Regions from separate parts of the Homo sapiens genome. Here region 2 is linked to region 1. The links are chromatin loops, found by intact Hi-C in ENCODE. Cell type or tissue: dorsolateral prefrontal cortex. All regions are shown on one strand. Each heading gives the region's core, and the rest is flanking DNA. Links, peaks and the distances in the headings are about the cores only.

What was found. A loop is a pair of places that touch in the nucleus more often than their neighbours do. Peaks named below come from ENCODE experiments on the same cell type or tissue, not always from the same donor. Only the 100,000 strongest peaks of a DNase experiment are listed, where the experiment ranks them.
Region 2: it touches region 1 in a loop (8-fold over the local background); 43 of 110 quality-filtered maps call a loop at or near these places.

What each region holds. Positions count from the first base shown.
Region 1 is chr4:169,266,090-169,275,771 of GRCh38, forward strand. SH3RF1 (SH3 domain containing ring finger 1) reads right to left here and starts at 4,867. Exons shown (of 12, transcript NM_020870.4): 1 at 4,770-4,867; 2 at 2,731-3,218. The coding sequence starts at 3,123. LOC105377529 (a long non-coding RNA gene) reads right to left here. Exons shown (of 3, transcript XR_939438.3): 3 at 9,175-9,228. RefSeq lists silencers at 4,088-4,307, 4,548-5,307, 5,348-5,497. In dorsolateral prefrontal cortex, for the core only: CTCF peaks have their summits at 4,985 (motif pointing right) and 5,223; DNase peaks (open chromatin) are centred at 4,222, 4,522, 4,932 and 5,602; H3K4me3 peaks cover 4,822 bases; H3K27ac peaks cover 4,292 bases.
Region 2 is chr4:169,482,018-169,491,699 of GRCh38, forward strand. The region is part of intron 23 of NEK1 (NIMA related kinase 1); the gene reads right to left. Among named protein-coding and RNA genes, the nearest start is that of NEK1, 130 kb to the right of the region's middle. In dorsolateral prefrontal cortex, for the core only: CTCF peaks have their summits at 2,663, 4,327 and 4,526; a DNase peak (open chromatin) is centred at 4,324; H3K27ac peaks cover 888 bases.

The DNA.
Region 1 (9,682 bases), core at 1,071-9,070:
CCCATGGTGATTCCAATCCCACACTCTCCTTTTCTCCTTCAAATTAGGCAGGAAACACTAAAATTTTGGGAACAAGATGTGCGTCACACATTGGAAATGTTCAAATCTGTTGATAACATTCAATATACTTTGGCTAAACGCATGAGGAGGCCACATGGTCACAGCCTAACCAAACACAGAACATAACTAATAAACTGAAGCAACATTCCACGTTATCACTTTCAGCTTTGCACAACATATGGAAACAGGCTCACTGCACCACTTGGTTGTGTCAGAACACTTAAGGGAGGAGGATGCACATTTGGGATTTATTACAGTCACTCACCTAAGGGAAGCGTCCAAAGAAGTGCCTTACAATATCCATGTGGCTTCATGTTACAGAATTCTCACTCTTAAAAGGAGTCTTTTCTAGAAATGTATTGACCTTTCAGGTGTTTGAACTATATGTATGGCCCTGACTGTTCTGAATATTTGAAAGCAAAAGGTACTAGTAACTTACTGAGAAAGCTTTTTTTTAAAAAAGGGGGGTGGGGGGCAGGGGATGGGGGAGGGGTAGCAGGGGGAGGGGTCTTGCTATGTTGTCTAGGCTAGACTTGAACTCCTGGGCTCAAGTGATCCTCCGGCCCCAGCCTCTGGAGTAGCTAGGACTGAAGATGCAAGTAGCTAGGGGCTAGAGGCGAGTGCCACAGTACCTGGCTCGAAAAACTATTTTAAACTAGAAAAAAGGCTGTTCTTTTTCTAAGTATTGCATCAATTGCATCAACTCAGACTACTGAATAGGTTTGTTTTTGTCCTCCATCCTCCCCCAGCAAAGTAACAGACATATTTCCTGTTCCATCCACCTCAACTATTTTATCCCAGTTATAAGGCTCAAGTTTAGTTGAGTTTCTTGGCAAGTAATTTTTCTCATGCTAAAGAAGAAACATGAAGTAAATTAGGAAAAGCATATAAACCAGAAAAATAATACTAACATGATCAAAATCTCCAAATAATTTACCTATGAAGTTCAATTTTGGGAGCTTAGCAGTTCAGATAAATGAGAATTACATAGTCAATTTCCATGTTAGCAAGAAAACTTAAAATTCAAAAGACATTAAGTTGAGTGTTTGAGCCTCTCCTTAAATTCCTCTTTATCAGTGAACAAACATTCAATGCATTCCTCACAACAGGTAAGGCAGTGTCAACAACTAAGATACAGTATTCCAGGAAGCCATGCCTTCCCTAGTCTAATTAACAGGGAAACAAAACCTTTCCAAAGATGCAAATCTACACCTTTATTAAGCTAAACAGACCTACATCAGGTGTCTCAGAAATTATCAACTTGATCACTGGTTCTGGGATTAAAATATTCGAGTCCAAATAAGTAAACTCCATAAAATAAAGGAAATCTAAGAAAAGCACTGTAAGCAGATCAGTTTCACAACATGTGGGCTCCAAATAAGGAAAAGAAAACCTCCCTATCCCAGAGTTCTCACTATCTTTAAATAAATAAATATGTCAAAAGAAACCTGACAGCCTTAATGATGAAACTGTTTTCTGATCAGGTTTTCCAGTGATTAAAATGGTCTATATACTTAAATACTTCCTATCATTTACAAAAGATGAGCCTGAGAAAGTAGTAGGAAAACTATTCTGTTAAAACTGCCTGGTATCCACATCTGCGAATTATGGGAACTAATGCTATCCCAATGGGCAGTTCCTGTATTAAATGAAAGACATCACTTTTGAGTGCTTACTGAAGACATTTGAAAAAAATATTCTCATCTAGATTAATTGTTCTTTAAAAGCAGATTTTACCAGTTTGGCCAATAATTTAGAATTCCTTCTTCTTACAAAAATGAAGTTGTTTTAATTACTGATGCTCTTGACTACTTTTTATTTTTGCAAAAATGAGAAAGCACATTTTATCAGGAATCCATCACCTGCAACATAATTTATATTTATTAGAAATACCTATATTTCTAATAAATACAGATTATTTATATATATTTCTAATAAATACAGAAATTTTGTGTGACAGTTGTGGTAGCTGTCCAAATAATTAGCTTCATCTAAAATTATTTCAGCCCAAACTCAAATCCCAAGAAAAATCATTTCGATGGAAATACTTCATTTCATTCACTATAAAGCCCAACATAAAGCTAGATGTTTTAGTGTAGTCCTAAGTGACATTTTGTTGCTACAGCAACGAAACTCTGCTACCTGTAGCCATGATTTGTTAAGAATTCCACCAACGAGTAAATTCTGTGCTGTGTATTCATAAAACCAATAGAATGATTCTAAGCAACATAAAAATTAAGGCTTGATTTCCTATTTATGATTTACCCACACACATACTTACAACATATATACTACATATGTACTACATACATGTAATTATGACTCTGAGCCCCATCAAAATGATAAAATACCAAATTTCCATTTTAAAATGGGCACAGAACAAAAGCTGGTTTAGATTTCATTCACTAATTGCTACTTGTTTCCCAAAATTTATCTTAAAAGATAACAGAGACTATCTAGAGATAATTTTCAAAACAATAAAATTTATTATTTATATCCAATCTCATTCCAAGATGGGGGAAAAAAATATTCAGAGGTATAATCTATCTGTTCCAGTATGTATGGTTTCCTAAGCAATGAGTTGACTTCGAAAACACCAAGCTAAAGAATAAAGAAAAAATGTGGACATTACCACCTTTATTCACCAAACTACCTCTGTAGGCTACTTACCCTCACTGGGGGGCTCCAGGATTGCACCCGAGGCTGCTGTCCGCCCTGGGAGCTCTGCAGATCTTTTGAGCTACAATTAGCCACAGTGCTGCTCTGAGACCTTAATGCATTTGTGCAGTTGGTCCCACTTCCCCCACCAGGACCAGGTTTCCAAGGCCTCTGTTTGATGCCATCCAGAAGTCTGACCAGCAAGATGTTACTGGGAAGCTCCTCGACACCCGAGCCAACAAGAGTCCTGCACTCGGGACATCTGAGTTCATTTCGAGAACCTACGATCCCCAGCAAACATCGCTTGCAAAACGTATGCTGGCAAGGCAAGACCTTCGCAGAAGCATCAAGGCGCTCTAGACACACCGGACACTCCAAAAGATCCAACAAGGCTGATTCATCCATCTTTATCTACTTTACTGAGAAAAAATCTTCAGAAATGTTCATAGTTGTGTGCATCCCTTAAAATGACTCATGTAACATCCATTTCAGACTTTGCTCTAGAGTCATGGGGAAAAGGGGGAAAAGAGAACATGAGTGTTGTTATCTAGGGAAAAAGTTCAAAGGAGCCAAGAATCAAAAAGTACCCAAAAGTACACTATTCCCTGTCTGAATAGTGTAGCTTTGCTTTGGAATGTGGGTTCCTAAACTCCAAAGTCAACAACTGAAAACAAAACAGGCTTTCTAAACAACGCAAAATTAACCCCTAAAGATATCTAGGGATTCACTGGGCAAACACAAGGCACAGAGTATTACATAATTCCCGCAGAAGGATTTATGAAGTGCAATAAGGAACATAATTTCTTAAGCTCTGAAAGTGGTATCAGCTGCCTTAATAAAGTCTTCAACTCATAGGAGAAGCTGACAGAGGCCATTGAAAGTTTCCTCTACCTGAAATTTACTTTTATATCCAACTAAATTCCCTTTTTTAAGCCACTTTAGCGTTTAAGAAACCATGCCTCATGTAATCGCTCGTGGTAAATGATCCCAATATTAAATACATATGTTTCTTCGCTGTTATTAAAAATAGAACTGTTTAATTTTGCCCAACCAAAAAGAGCTGAAGGTTGACAATTCTAAAAGACACAGATTTGCTTGAAAGCAGCTAAAACAGAAAAGCGCCCTTCAGGGCAGTAGTTGATAAACTCTGAAACACATTTCTGAACGGCCTGTCCTAATCCCATTCAGAAAAGCTGGCAAAATTATCACCAAAAGAATTCGACAATGGAAGGTTGGACTGGAAACTGTGGGCATATGAAAATGAGGCCATTCAGGAAAAAGCAAGCCACTTACTGCGCCGCTCTCCCCCCACCGCCAAAATAAATGTAAAAGTGAATGCCCAGGAGAACGGGAGTAAAAAGATTTGGCTGGGAGCATTAACAGCTGTTCTTGACAAAGCCGGAGCGGGGGAGCCCCAGGGCTGCACCCCCGCTCCCACGGCGCCAAGCACAGGTACTCCCAAGCCCGCAGGGAGGCGCGGCGGCCGCTCGCCGCAGACACACCCCGGGGCCAGGTGTCGGCGGCACCCGGCAGGAGCCGGTCGCGGCCTGGGGCTGCGGCCCGGCCGGTCCCGGCGTGGGGATCTCACCCTACAGCCTCCCTCATCTCCGCCTCCCTTTAGCTCAGGCCGGGGACACAAATCCCTCTACACGACTGCGGGAAGTTTTCAAGGACTTAAAAATAAATGCGCAGGCTTAAGTTGCGAAACTCAGCCCCACAGAGTGCCACGGGGAAGCAGCTTTCTAGCCCAGCCAAGATAAGGCGACAGTCCCCAGAGAGACCGCGCCATCCGGGAAGCAGGGGGTGCTGGGCTGCGCCCGGGGAGACCGCGGCACGGAGCCCTGGCAGCTTCCTGCCCGGAGAAGGCAGAGGCCGCGGGCTGCTCCGCTTCCGCAGGTCCTGATTCCCGGCCCACGGGGACCCGAGGGCGAGGGGAGAGAGAGACCGACCCAGGGCGGGGATGGGGGAATGTCGAGACCACCGCCTTCTCCGCGGCTAGGGGTCCGCCGACGCTGGGTCCCCGTCGACCCCGCGCCGGCCGCGCGCCCTACCTCGCGCCTCGGCTCCTCCTCTTTGTTCGCGGCCCCGCAGCGGCTGCGGCGGCTGATGCAGATGCGGCCCCACCGCGCTCGCCGCTCGCAGTGTCTCTGACGCCGCGGCGGCACCGGGAGACTCCTCTCTGCTGCCCCCCTCACGCGCGCACACACACCACGCCGCCGCCGCCGCCTCCCACTTTCCCAGCCAAGGAGGGCGGAGGAAGAGGAGGAGGAGGCCGGGACGCAGCCGGCGCCCGGGGCGCAAGGGGGCGGCCCCGCGCCACAGCGCCTTCCCCGGGAGCGGGCGCGGCACCTCTCGGAGCCACCCGCCGCCGCGCCGGCCTCCCGCGCTGAGGTGACCTGCGCCCAGTACCCCGCCGGAGCCCGGGGGCGGGATTGGGGCGGCGGCCTGAGGGGGCGCTGCAAGAGCCTAGAGGATGGGGAGCGGGGCCCCCAGGGGACTACGAGGGGAAGGCTCGGGGACGGACGCCTTCTCCCTGAGGAGAACGCGCCTGAAAAATGGAGCCACCGGACGGGAAGGCGGCGGGAGTGGAGGCTGGGGGAAGCAGGAAGAAGCCCCGGGACAGGGTCCCGCCGCCTCCTCCTCCCCCCGGCGGGGCTGGGAGCCCTGGACGGACCCTTCCTCCCCAGGCTGGGCGAGTCGCGGCGCGGGAGGGGCTGGGTCCGCGGAGGCGGCGGGAGCAGCCCTGGCGGGAACCGATCCCGCTGCGCTTTGCGTCTGGTTGCCCACCCCGGACACTTACTTGGTAGAGTCGGAGCGAAGTGTTGCCCCTTAGGGCCGAGAGCGGCGTGGTGAATCGATGGGGACAGTGCCGCGGCCACCTGTCCGCACCCAGCCATCAGTCACCCCAGGACCCAAACCGGAGCAAGCCTGGAGGACCGCTGACCCCAAAGCCCAAGACTAGGAAAACGGTAGTACGGACTTCCAACCCAGGCTCGGGGGCTCTGTTATCCCTGCCCTAAGTGGGGAGAATTGAGTCTGACCTCAGGTGGGCTGGCACCGCAAAGCACGCTGAGAGGCGCCTCTTTTATCTGAGCCTGGGTGGCTGCCATCATCGCAGTAATCTTTGTTTTGGTTGCCCCAAGCACACACCTGTAAACCGAAGTGGAGTTTTGAAAAACATCTTGTCCATAGGTTTTGAGGTTTTTCAGTCTCGATTTAGTGGAGAAGCAAGTTAAAATTTTGTCACTGATCTAAAGTTGACATTACTATATTTGCATTTACCATCAATTTACAAAAAGTTATCCCAAATACCCCTCCTCAAAGGTGGGCAGAAACTAGGTGGTTATAAGAAGAAAGGGTTACAACAGATGATGCAAGAAATCTCTGCCCAGCCACCAACTAGGTTTATGATTTGACGAGGAGTCTCAGTTTATCCTCTAGTCTCCAGCTAGGGCCACAGCTAAACCATTCAAGACATAAGGATCACATAAGCCTGAAAAAATTATGACAGCTAACAATGATCACTCACTGTAAATCAGGCACTGTGCTGAACATTTTTCATGCATCAGTTCAATTCTCTCAGCAACCCTCTATGTCATCTTTTCTCAGCCTTGTTCTAAATAGATTCATATGCTGAGAGTCATAATGTATGAAAACCAAAAATAATAGCCCACTTCCCCTTCCATTAGAAGTGAGCAAATACATGGGCATTTGAGCTGAGAAAGACGACGGAAGGAATGAATGGAATGGAGAATTTCTAGTCCAGTTTGCAAACTGAAAGTTACTACTTAGTTCTGCATGTGGAACTGGGCAGATAGATGAAGATGAGGCTGACCAGAAGATTACAGTCAATAAACAGATAGGGATTATTTGCAGTTATTAAAACTGAAGCTCAAATAGGTTAACTTTCCCCTGGTCACACAGTAAGTAATGTTGAACCAAGACTCAGTCCCAGCTCTCTGGATTCCAAGTCCAGTTCTCTTTGCACCATTCCAAGGCCCTGTCTTTTGCACAGGACCGTCATATCCCCACCCTAGGCAAAGCAAAGCAGTGTGTCTCTTCCCAAGGGAAAGAAGAAACTGTTAATCATGTAATTACTCGAAAGCAAGGGACAGTTTTTATTGTGTTCTTATTTTGGTTTCCTATGTATTTTTAGAGAGCAGCACACAAGGTCATAGATAGAATGGTGCAGCTCTTGAAACTCCTGGCAAAAGAAAATCAATAGTCACACCCATTTTCTTTTCTTTTCTTTTTTTTTTTTTTTTTGAGACGGAGTTTCACTCTTATTGCCCAGGCTGGCACCCACCACACCCAGCTAATTTTGTATTTTTAGTAGAGACGGGGTTTCTCTATGTTGGTCAGGCTGGTCTCGAACTCCTGTGACCTCAGGTGATCTGCCCGCCTCAGCTTCCCAAAGTGCTGGGATTACAGGCGTGAGCCACGGCGCCTGGCCACACCCGTTTTCAAAGAACTGAAGACAGTGTGTCCCAAGACTGCAGTGGTCGAAGAATCTGGCATACATCTCATGAATATTATCTGGGATGTGGCTGCAGTTCTTTGAATGCCCCTGGTGCATGTTCTATAGTTTTTAGAACACAACACTTTTATTAGCTTTAGTTACTCCAGCTGTAAAGTGAAGTTTTAGGCAAGTTACTTTAACCTCCTGAGCCATTTTCTGTCAAATGGTTGAAAAAAAAAATATCTTTCTCAGAGTGTTGTGGGATGACTAGATGAGACAACATGCTGGTTCTTTGTAATCTGTATATCTCTATTAAAGTCAGATAGCATCATTATCATAATCTGCCAAGAATCACCCAGGCAGTTATTCTGGGCAAAGTCCTTTCTTCCCAGGGTCTTAAAAAAGTTTGGGATAGGCCAGGCACGGTCACTCACACCTGTAATCCCAGCACTTTGGGAGGCCGAGGCAGGTGGATCACCTGAGGTCAGGAGTTCAAGACCAGCCTGGCCAACATGGTGAAAACCTGTCTCTAGTAAGAATACAAAAAAAAAAAAAAAAAAAAAAAAATTAGCCAAGCATGGTGGCAGTCACCTGGAATCACAACTACTTGGGAGGCTGAGGCAGGAGAATTGCTTGAACCTGGGAAGTGGAGGTTGCAGTGAGCCGAGATTGCGCCACTGCACTCCAGTCTGGGTGACAAAGCAAGACTCTGTCTCAAATAAATAAATAAGTTTGGTATAATTCTAGTAATTGCAAAGTCCTGTCAATAATATAGGGAAAGGGGCAGTTGGGGAAGAGAAGCATGTTCATCTTTTCATGTCTGGGAACTGAACATGAAGGAAGGAATGTAAGCATGTTGTGCTTAAGATCCCTGTGACTTTGAGTAGAACCATGAAAAACATAAAACACACCCTGTGACATAATAATGATAGCTTGCGTTTACACAGTTCTTATCCTCCCAAGACTTCAAAGGACTTTCATATATATTATCTCATCTGTCTTCTCAGCATCCCTCAGAAGCGGTAAAGACAGATATGATTATTTCCATGTAGACGGGAAACAACAAGATGTAGATAAGTTATTGCTCTAAGTGGTGACAAAAATCAGATACTTAAATATCCAATCCAGAGCACTCTTTGGTAAACTTTGGTACTATGCTTTCACACGGATATATATACATGTGTCTGATTATCATTTTCCTTCAAACCTTGTTTCTTCTCCAGTTGCCATGATATTGGTAAATGATAGCACTCTTCATTCAGTTGTTCAAACTAGAAACCTAGGGGTCATCTTTGATTTCCCTTTTCCTCTCCATCAATTCTGCTAGCTTCTCCCAAAATATATTTCAATTTATACCCACTTTCCTTTGCCTCCAGTGCAAGTTTATTTAAGCCACCATCACCCTTTGTCTCTGTCCGTCCTAAACCAGCCTCTCTGTTTCCACTCTTGTCCCCATAATCTCGCCCAGAATGTAGTAACATTCAGAGTGAGCAACAAAAAATGCATAACATATCAGTTACTACATTGCTCCAAACTCATCAATTACTTCCCATCATGCCTGAAATTTAGAGTCAAACATAGTCTTTGTCTTACAAGACTCACTGCCACTTGGACCCTGCACCACTGCATCCCAGCATAGTACTCTTTCTGTCTTCTTTGCAGCACTTTTTGTGGTCTAATTTTTTTGATTCCTTATTTATTGCCTATCTTCTTTACCTGAATATAAGTTCCCTGAAGTCAGTGACTGGGTCTGTCTTCTTTACCATTACGTCCTTCACAGCCAACACATAGTGGGTTCCAGTAACTAATTCTCAAATAAGGAGTTAATCAAGTATACAGTTACATTTCTTGCTATCCTAAATCTACATAGATATTTAGTACCTCACTGCCCTACAGATGGGAAATCAGGCAAGCAATGTTCCAAGTTCCATTGAGAGTCTTTCTTATAAACTATCAATCAGTAAGTTTGATGTAGAAGATGAGGACACATGATTCTTGATTCTTCCTCTTATGTTTCACAGTTAAGCTGCAGAAACAGCTTAACACCAGCTCTGTAACACAGAACATAAACGCAATGCCAGTTTATCTTTATTCAAGGTCTTAGTTAATGACGTCACCATCCCCTCAGTTCCCCAGGCAAGCAAGAAAATGCAGATTATCTTCAGCTTCCCCTTCCCCCCCTGATCCCTCCCCCTCCTACCATCCAGATGGATGATCCAGAGAGCATCAGAAGTGCTTCTTACATCTCTCTTTTCCTCCCAATCCTTATTTCAGTCCTGCCTATCTCCTACTTGGACAATAAGTATCTGCTTCCATTTCTCTCTAGTGTACCTGATTATGGAGAGAGCTTTGGAGTCAACGTTTCTACAACCTACTAACTGGGTGACCTTGGGCAAGTTTCCAGTCTTCTGTGCCTGAGTTCCCCCTGTAAAATAGGTATAACAATACTACCTACCACAGAGTTTTTGTGGTGATTTTATATACATTAATAAAAATGAAATGCTT
Region 2 (9,682 bases), core at 945-8,944, 220 kb after region 1:
GCAGTTTCTCCATCAGCACTTACTGCTTTACCTTGCACTTTCATGTTATGGAGGTGGCTTCTTTCCTTAAACCTTATGAACCAATCTCTGCTAGCCAACAATTTTTCTTCTGTAGCTTCCTTATCTCTCCTAGTCTTCACGGAATTGAGGAGAGTTAGGGCCTTGCTCTGGATTAGGCTTTGGCCAAAGAGAATGTTGCGGCTGGTTTGATCTTCTATCTAGACCACTAAAGCTTTCTCCATATCAGCAAGAAGGCTGTTTTGCTTTCTTTCTTTCTTTTTTTTCTAAGAGATGGGGTCTTGCTCTGTCACCCAGGCTGGAGTGCAGATCCAGGCACAATAATAGCTCACTGCAACCTTGAAATCCTAGGCTCAAATGATCATTCTGCCTTAGCTTCTCAATGTGGTTGGGACTATAGGTGTGTGCCACCACATCCAGCTAATTTTTCTTTCTTTCTTTCTTTCTTTTTTTTTTTTTAGAGACAGGTTCTCACTATGTCATCCATGCTAGTCTCAAACTTCTGGCCTCAAGCAATTCTCGTGCCTCAGTCTCCCGAGTTGCTGAGACTACAGGCACCTGGCTGTTTCGCTTTCTTATCATGTGTGTTCACTGGAGTAGAACTTTTTTTTTTTCTGAGATGGAGTCTTGTACTGTCGCCCAGGCTGGAGTGCAATGGGGTGCAATGGCTCAGTGAAACCTCCGCCTCCCTCCTGGATTTACATGATTCTCCTGCCTCAGCCTCCTGAGTAGCTGGGATTACAGGCACACACCACCACGCTCAGCTAATTTTTTGTATTTTTAGTAGAGATGGGGTTCACTATGTTAGCCAGGCTGGTCTCAAACTCCTGATCTCATGATCCACCTGCCTCGGCCTCCCAACATGCTGGGATTACAGGCGTGAGCCACTGCACCTGGTCTGGGGTAGCACTTTTAATTTCCTTCAGGAACTTTTCCTTTGCATTCACAACTTGGATAACTGGCGCAAGAGGCTTAATTCTGTGCCTATCTCAGCTTTCAATATGCCTTCATCACCAAGCTTAATCTTGATTTCAGGTGACAGACATGCAACTCTTTTACTTGAATACTTAAGAGGCCACTGTAAGTCATTAAGTGGCCTAATTTCAATATTATTTTGTCTTAGGGAATAAGATCTGAGGAGTGAGACAGGGGAACTACCAGTCAGTGGAGCAATTAGAACACACACATTCATCAATTAAATTTCCCATCTTATATGGGTGAAGTCTGTGGTGCCTCAGAACAATTACAACAGTAATATCAAAGATATAATGACAATAATGAAAAAGTTTGAAATATGGCAAGAATTACAAAAATGTGACACAAAGACACAAAATGAGCAAAAGCTGTTGGGAAAATGACACTGATAGACTTGCTTGATGCAGGGTTGCCACAAACCTTCAATTTGTAAAAAATGCAGTATTTATGAAGCACAATAAAACAAAGTATGCCTGTATTTATTTTGTTCAAAAAAGGATGGAAACATTGCTTTAGTCCCATAGTTCAGTATTATTGAAAAAGTATACTGATATTTAAGATGTTACTACAAATAGGCCGGGCGCAGTGGCTCACACCTGTAATCCCAGCACTTTGGGAGGCCAAGGCGGGTGGATCACAAGGTCATGAGTTTGAGACCAGTCTGGCCATCATGGTGAAACCCTCTCTCTACTAAAAATACAAAAAATTGGCCGGGCATGGTGGTGTACACCTGTAGTCCCAAGTACTCGGGAGGCTGAGGCAGGAGAATCACTTGAACCCGTGAGGCAGAGGTTGCAGTGAGCCGAGACTGTGCCACTGCACTCCAGCCTGGGCGACAGAGTGAGACTCTGTCTCAAAAAAAAAAAAAAAAAAAGTTACTACAAATAACTTTTAAAAATATCTAGAGCTCACCTAACAGTATTATCACCTTGAAAGATTATATCTAAATATTTTGAAACTTTGTTTGTTTTAATTACTATAGTATATAAATTCAAATAAGGTTTCATACACTGAGAGAATAAAAACAAGCTCCAAAGTTGTTCTGAATAGTAGCAGTATTTTTAGAACAAATATGTTATTTCTCTAGATGATTACTTAAAAGAAATATACTTTGAATGAACACATTCTGCTATTTTTATTTAAATCAGTAATCACTTCTCTACCACATACTAGGATTACAGTTATGTGCCACCATGCCCAGCACATTTTTGTATTTTTAGTAGAAATGGGATTTCACATGTTGGCCAGGCTGGTCTCGAACTCCTGACCCCGTGATCTGCCTGCCTTGGCCTCCCAGAGTGCTGGGATTACAGGCGTGAGCCACCGCGTTTGGCCTGCTATTTCGATACATCAATCTGACACGATTTCTGTGAGAAGACAAATCCACAATATTTGACAAAAATTATCAATAAATTAAAATACATATTAATACCTATTAAGGCCAAGCACAGTTCTAGATAATGATATCCAAAATGAATTAGACACAATATTTTCTCTGAGGGGACTGTAAATTAGAAAAGAAAAAAGAACACATAAATCAATCAGTATGTTACAGAGAAAAAAATAAAGAGATAAGTACTAAACGATCTGGGGAAGAATGAAACAAAAAATATAGAAAGAACTAACTCTGTAAAGCCAAGAGGGGCACCAGTGAGAACAGCCTTCGCAGAGCAGCCAATGGTCAGCCATTCATTGTTCGGGAAGGCCATAAAACACAGATAAAGTAGGACAGTTGTACATTCAAATCCCAAAACACTCACCAGTCCTGTGATTTTTCATTGTTTTTATCCTCTCTGAACCTCACAGTTTTTCTCTAAAATAGAAATGCTGTACTCTTTGCCTCTCTGCTATAGGGATTGCATGAGATAATTTACGTAAAGTACACATCTGTGTACCTAATAAATAGTAGCAATTGTTATTTATTTGGTTTCCATTAAATAAGGTTATTTGGCTTAAACACTACAAGTCTGGTTTTAGTTCCTGATGAAATGTATTAAGTTTCAGAATGCAAGTTTCTCATCTTTAGAATGCAGACTAAAAACAAAAACCTCCTATCTTAACCATGATCAGAAATTAAAATTTGAGCATTGTGAGAGACAAATTTATTGGCACTTTTATAATAATGATCTTCAGCAGCCTTCAGTAAATGCTTATGTTCTATAATCAAATGCATACTGATCTCTCCTCTGAGTCAACTAAACCAAACAGATTAGAAGAACCTAAACAGACAAATTCAGACATGGAATCTAAATAAATGAACAAAGACAGATTACTAACTCTTACAATAACTTAAGAAGACAACTAAGTTACTGAAAATTTATGGGTGGTTCAGGATGACTACTGAAATGTGGCAACATCATTATAAGCTAATGTCATACACTTAAGTAACTTATTAGTACAGTTGAATTGGGCCTTCTGTATAAATATCATGGTGTATTATTTATAATCAGAACCTTAAAGCTTTTCAATATTAACTACATCTTGAGATAAAAGATGATAATGTACTTCTAATTATTGAAAGATAAACCATTACACTAAGCCTTTTATACGGAAAGTTGAGCAAATATGACATATCACAAAAATTAACTAAGCCAGGAAAACAATATAAAGTTTCATATAAGAGAAAAATATAAAAATTTGGAACAAAGAATGACCCAATTTTATTATACAATTGATCACCCAGCTAAATCTATAATATATATTTCATTCTAAACATACTTTTTCACTGGGTGCAATGGCTCACACCTATAATCCCAGCACTCAGGAGGCTGAGGCAGGAGGAGCACTTGAGCCCAGGAGTTTGAGACCCAGTTAATTTTCTTTTTTCTTGTAGAAATGGAGTCTCACCAGACCAGTGAGACTCCATTTGTACAACAAATAAGAACATTAGCTTATGTATGGTGACGTGTGCTAAGGGTCCCAGCTATAGACAGGCTGAGGCAGGAGGATCCCTTGAGCCCAGCAGGTCGAAATTGCAGAGAGCCATGTTCACACCACGGCACTCCAGCCTGAGTGACAGAGCAAGACCCTGTTTCAAAACAAAACAAAACAAACAAAGCACAGTCTTTCAAAGTTTAACCACAGTTTTAAATATAAAAATGTGCAAAAAAAAAGATAAAACATTGACCTGAAAGTTTCATAATTCAGTTTTAAAAGAAATGCTTTAGAAGCTTTTTTTTTCTTAGCCATTTTTCTCACAAGGTTCATAAATTTAAGGCTTTTCAACATTGCTTTTATTGTCACAAAAGGTTTTCAATTATCGCTGTAAAACTGTTTCTACTTCACGTGTCAATTTTGCCATGTGCTGAAAAATTAAGCAGCAGTGCCACCAAATGACGAAACTCAAAATTTCACCAAATAGTGAGGCGAGGCTTACAAACACATGAAACCACCAGTCTGCCTACTCTTGATGTCTGCCTACTCTTGATCAATAACAAACATATTTTCATCTTTATGCTGACTTATTAGTAAGGATTTAATGTATGCTAGGAAAGTATTAAATGACTTAGTTTCATATTTTGAATAGAGTAATTTCACACAGTTTTATACAGCCTAAAGATATATCATGGCCAAATCTTATCAAATTCATATTTAATGTCTCAAAACCTTATCTTTGAAGAACCAATAGTATAAAAGTATTTGTATTTGAATAAATTTTCTTAACTAGTATTGCCATAATGCTTTTATAAGAATATCTAAGAATAAGAACAAGGTAGCCAGAAGCAATGAGTGTGTACACCCTGTGGGGAGCCTTACAGGCGTGCATGGAAAGTCTAAAAATAAGACAAAGATGGAAACAGAAATACACAAGAATTTACATTCAAAATATTTTATCCAACCTAACCAAGACAGAATCTCCCTAATTCTATTTTTCACTGAATTTTAATTCTTAAAACATTGCTACCCTTTTAAAAAACTGAATCGATCTTCCTTACATACTTCATTCACAATATAGCATACGTGATGGCTGAAAACCTAACACTATATTACTTGGCCCTCCCAAAAAAAGGACCCATCATCACATATTGTTCTCCATATCTAAATCCCAATTGGTACTACAATTTTTATCATTAAATATGTCAAAGAGAAAATTTTATAAAATTAGGTATATACTGCCAAAGAATCACAATAGTTAAGGCAGTGATTTTTTTTTCCTTCACTTTTAAGTTCCAGGGTACATGTGCAGAATGTGCAGGCTTGTTATATAGGTAAATGTGTGCCATGGTGGTTTGCTGCACAGATCAACTCATCACCCAGGTATTAAGGCCAGCATCCGTTAGCTATTCTTCCTGATGCTCTCCCTTCCTCCACATCCCTCAAAAGCCCCAATGTGTGTTGTTCCCACCAATGTGTTCATGTATTCTCATCGTTCAGCTCCCACTTATAAGTGATACCATGAGGTGTTTGGTTTTCTGTTCCTGTGTTAGTCTGTTGAGAATAACAGCTTCCAGCTCCATCAATGTCCCTGCAAAGGACATGTTCTTGTTCCTTTCTGTGGCTGCATAGTATTCCATGGTGTATATGTACCGTGTTTTCTTTATCCAGTCTATCACTGATGGAAATCTGGGTTGATTCTATGTCTTTGCTATCGTGAATAGTGCTGCAATGAACATACGCATGCATGTATCTTTATAACAGAATGATTTATATATTTTGGGGTATATACCCAGTAATGGGATTGCTGGGTCAAATGGTGTACCTGCTTCTAGATCTTTGAGGAATCCCCACACTGTCTTCCAAAATGGCTAAACTAATTTACACTCCCACCAACAGTGTAAATGCATTCCTTTTTCTCTGTAACTTTGCCAGCATCTGTTGTTTCTTGATTTTTTAATAATTGCCATTCTGACTGATGTGATATGGTATTTCTCTGTGGTTCTGATTTGCATTTCTCTAATGATCAGAGATGTTGAGCTTTTTTTCATGTTTGTTGGCTGCATGCATGTCTTCTTTTTAAGAAGTGTCTGTTTATGTCCTTTGCCCATTTTTTAATGCGTAAAAATGGACATTTTTGTTTTTTTCTTGTAAATTTGTTTAAGTTCCTTGTAGACTCTGGATATTAGCTCTTTGTCAGATGGATAGATTGCAAAAATTTTCTCCCATTCTGTAGGTTGTCTGTTCACTCTGATGACAGTTTCTTTTGCTGTGCAAAAGCTCTTTAGTTAATTAGATCCCATTTGCCAATTTTTGCTTTTGTCGCTATTGCTTTTGGCATTTCATCATGAAATCTTTATTTGTGCCTGTGTCCTGAACGATACTGCCTAGATTTTCTTCTAGGATTTCTATAGTTTTGGGTTTTACATTTACATCTTTAATCCATCTTGCGTTAACTTTTGTATAAAGTTTAAGGAAGGGGGATCCAGTTTCAATTTTCTGCATATGACTAGCCAGTTCTCCCAGCACCATTTATTAAATAGGAAATCCTTTCCCTATTGCTTGTTTTTGTCAGGTTTTTCAAAGATCAGTTCCGTGTAGGTATGTGGTTTATTTCTGAGTTCTCTATTCTCTTCCATTGTTCTATGTGTCTATTTTTGTACCAGTACCATGCTGGTTTGGTTACAGGGCAGTGATTTTTATCCTTTGTTAGATTGAAAATATTATACTTTTGAGAATCCAAGGAAATATACGTGGTTTTACTGAAGAAAATGCACCAACATACATACTGCCAAACTTTACATTAATATTTTAGGGGGCTTAATAATGCTAGCTTCAATTCTGAATTCCATGTTAACCACTCCTGAGTAACGGTCAATGAGTAAAGATAGATATATGAACACTACCCCCCAATATAACATCTAGATTATGCTATATTAGACTTTCTATTGAAATAATAGTTAAATAACTTTAATCAATTTTTTTTTGTATATTAAGCTGGATCTAAATACTTACATTATGGATACTATTTTTCTATACAATTTAGATAGAGCAACATTAGAGAATATGCCCTTCATCTAGACGAGGAAATAAAGGCCACAAACATTAAGTCAATCTTCAAACAAGCTAATTAATTGGCAAGGCTGAGACCAAAATCAGGTATTCTGATTCCCAGTCTCATTTTTTTCCCACTATACCAGTGTGCATTAAATAAACAGATGTTTCCTGAACATTTCCTTATGCACAGCTCTGGAATATCATGAGACACAGAATTCCCAATGAATTTATTTGTGTTACTATTCACCAGGTACCATGCTGAGCATTTTACGTGGTAAATCAGTTAAGATTCTTTGGTTGAAGGCAATAGAAACTAACTATAGAGGGGCGGAGGGAGGGAGGGAAGGAGGCAGCTAGGTAGCCAGGCAGCCAGGCAAGGAGGGTGGTGACATCAGCAGGATGGCAAATTACAAATGCCTAATGCTCTACCCTCTGCCCCACAAAAAAGGACAAAAACAATGAATTGATAACTGCATTTTGACCAGAGTGACTTAAGAATGTCAGAGAATAGCAAGGGAGTGGCAGAAACCCTGTGAAGCACAGGCTAAGTATGGCCATATACAGAAGGGTGGAGTCATTGTTGTGCTATTCCCTTCCCCAATGCCTAAGTCACAGCTGTGCCCCACCATTCATGGGCCCTTGTTGCTGCTGTACCCAGCCTCACAAAGTCTGGTCCATTGCTATGTCCTGCCATGCCAGAGTCACCACTACAAGGAACCTCCTCTCCTGGTGTCCAAGTTGCCACTATGCCCTACTGGCTCCAGAAACTGAAGTGCAGTTATGCCCTGCTCCCTAGGGTCCAAGCCTCTAGAACATCTCTTCTTCTCCAGACCCATGCCAGTGCTGTGCCCTGACTCTCAGGATCAGAGTCACAGCTATATCCCTGCTACCTGGGCCCAAGCTACTGGGGAATGCCTTAGAGTCAGTCCCCACCTTTGTAGAACAGCTTCATCTACCCATACCTCAGAGAGTGAACTTGTACTCAAGTCACAAGTATCATAGTAATTCAGGAAGACAGTGGGCCCAGGACCCTAGCACCACTGTAGGCTGCTTGTGAGCTCTGCCAAATCTGACAACAAGAAGGATTTCCCCAACAAAGTCTCCCCACGGTACGATAAACAAGAGCAGGAGGACCCCCACTAAAGCCCTTGTCACTGAGAATCCTAATAACCTATGCTGCTACCACTGCTGTCACACACTCCTACAGTCATGGCTAAAGTACCTGCAGCCATTACTCAAATTGATTACAACTGAAGGAGCTGCATGGACACTACACTACCGTGCCTACCTGGAACCAGAGGCAGAACCTCTGCCCTTGAGCCACTGCACCACCACCCACAGAGCCAATGCACCCTGCTCAACTGACCCCCTAGCAATCATCTATAGGTAAAATCATCCCCTACAAAAGCAACTCTATAGATTTGGAAGAGGTCACTGATCCACTAGATGTGCAGTTATCAATGCAAGGACACAAGAAACATGAAAAAGCAGGAAAACATGACACCATCAAAGGAATAATTCTCCAGATAATGACCCCAAAGAAATGGAAATTTACAAATTACCTGATAGAGAAATCAAAGTAATGATCTTACGGAAACTCAGGGATATACAAGAGGATAGACAATTCAATGAAATCAGCAAAATAATCCATGATATGAATCACAAGCTCAATAAAGATATACATAACACAAAAAGAACCAAACAGAAATCTTGGGGCTGAAGAATTCAATGAATGAAATTGTTAAAAACTGAGAGCTTCAACAGCAGACTAGATCAAGCAGAGGAAACAATCTGTGAATTTGAAGATAGGTCTTTTGAAGTTGCCCAGATAGAGAAAAAGTGAAGAAAGCCTATAGGAATTATGGAACACCATGAAAGGAACAAATGTCACAGTATGAGCTCTAGAAAGAGAAGAGATGAGGCCGGGCATGGTGGCTCACGCCTGTAATCCCAGCACTTTGGGAGGCCAAGGCGGGAGGATCACGAGGTCAGGAGATCAAGACCATCCTGGCTAACATGGTGAAGCCCTGTCTCTACTAAAAATACAAAAAATTAGCCAGGTGTGGTGGCATGCGCCTGTAGTCCCAGCTACTTGGGAGGCTGAGGCAGGAGAATCGCTTGAACCCAGGAGGTGGAGGCTGCAGTGAGCCAAGATTACGTCACTGCACTCCAGCAACAGAGGAAGACTCCATCTCAAAAAAAAAAAAAAAAAAAAAAAAAAAGAGAGATGGAGAAAGGCACAGAAGGCTTTTTAAGTGAAGTACTTGCTGAACACTTCCCAAGTCTTGGGAGTGATATGGTCATCCATATCTACAGAAGTTGAAAACTAACAAACAGGTTCAATGCAAAGAGGTCCTCACCAAGGCACTTTATAATTTAAAACATTAAAAGTAAAAGACAAAGAATTTTAAAAGCAGAGGGAGAAGAGCATCAAGCAACATACAAGGGGCTCGCCATTAGACTATCAGCAGATTTCTCAGCAGAAATCTTGCAGGTCAGGAGAGAATGGGATAATATACTCAAGGTGCTAATTAAAAAAACCCTGCCAGCCAACAATACTATACTTAGAAAAGCTGTTTTTCAGAAATAAAATAGAAGTAAAGTCTTTCCCAGATAGACAGAAGCTAAGGGAATTCATCACCTCTAGAACTGATTTACAAGAAATGCTTAAGAGTTCTTCAACCAGAAACAAAAGAACAATAACTACTACCACAAGAACATATCAAAGTATAAAACTCACTGGTAGAGAGGTATTTAT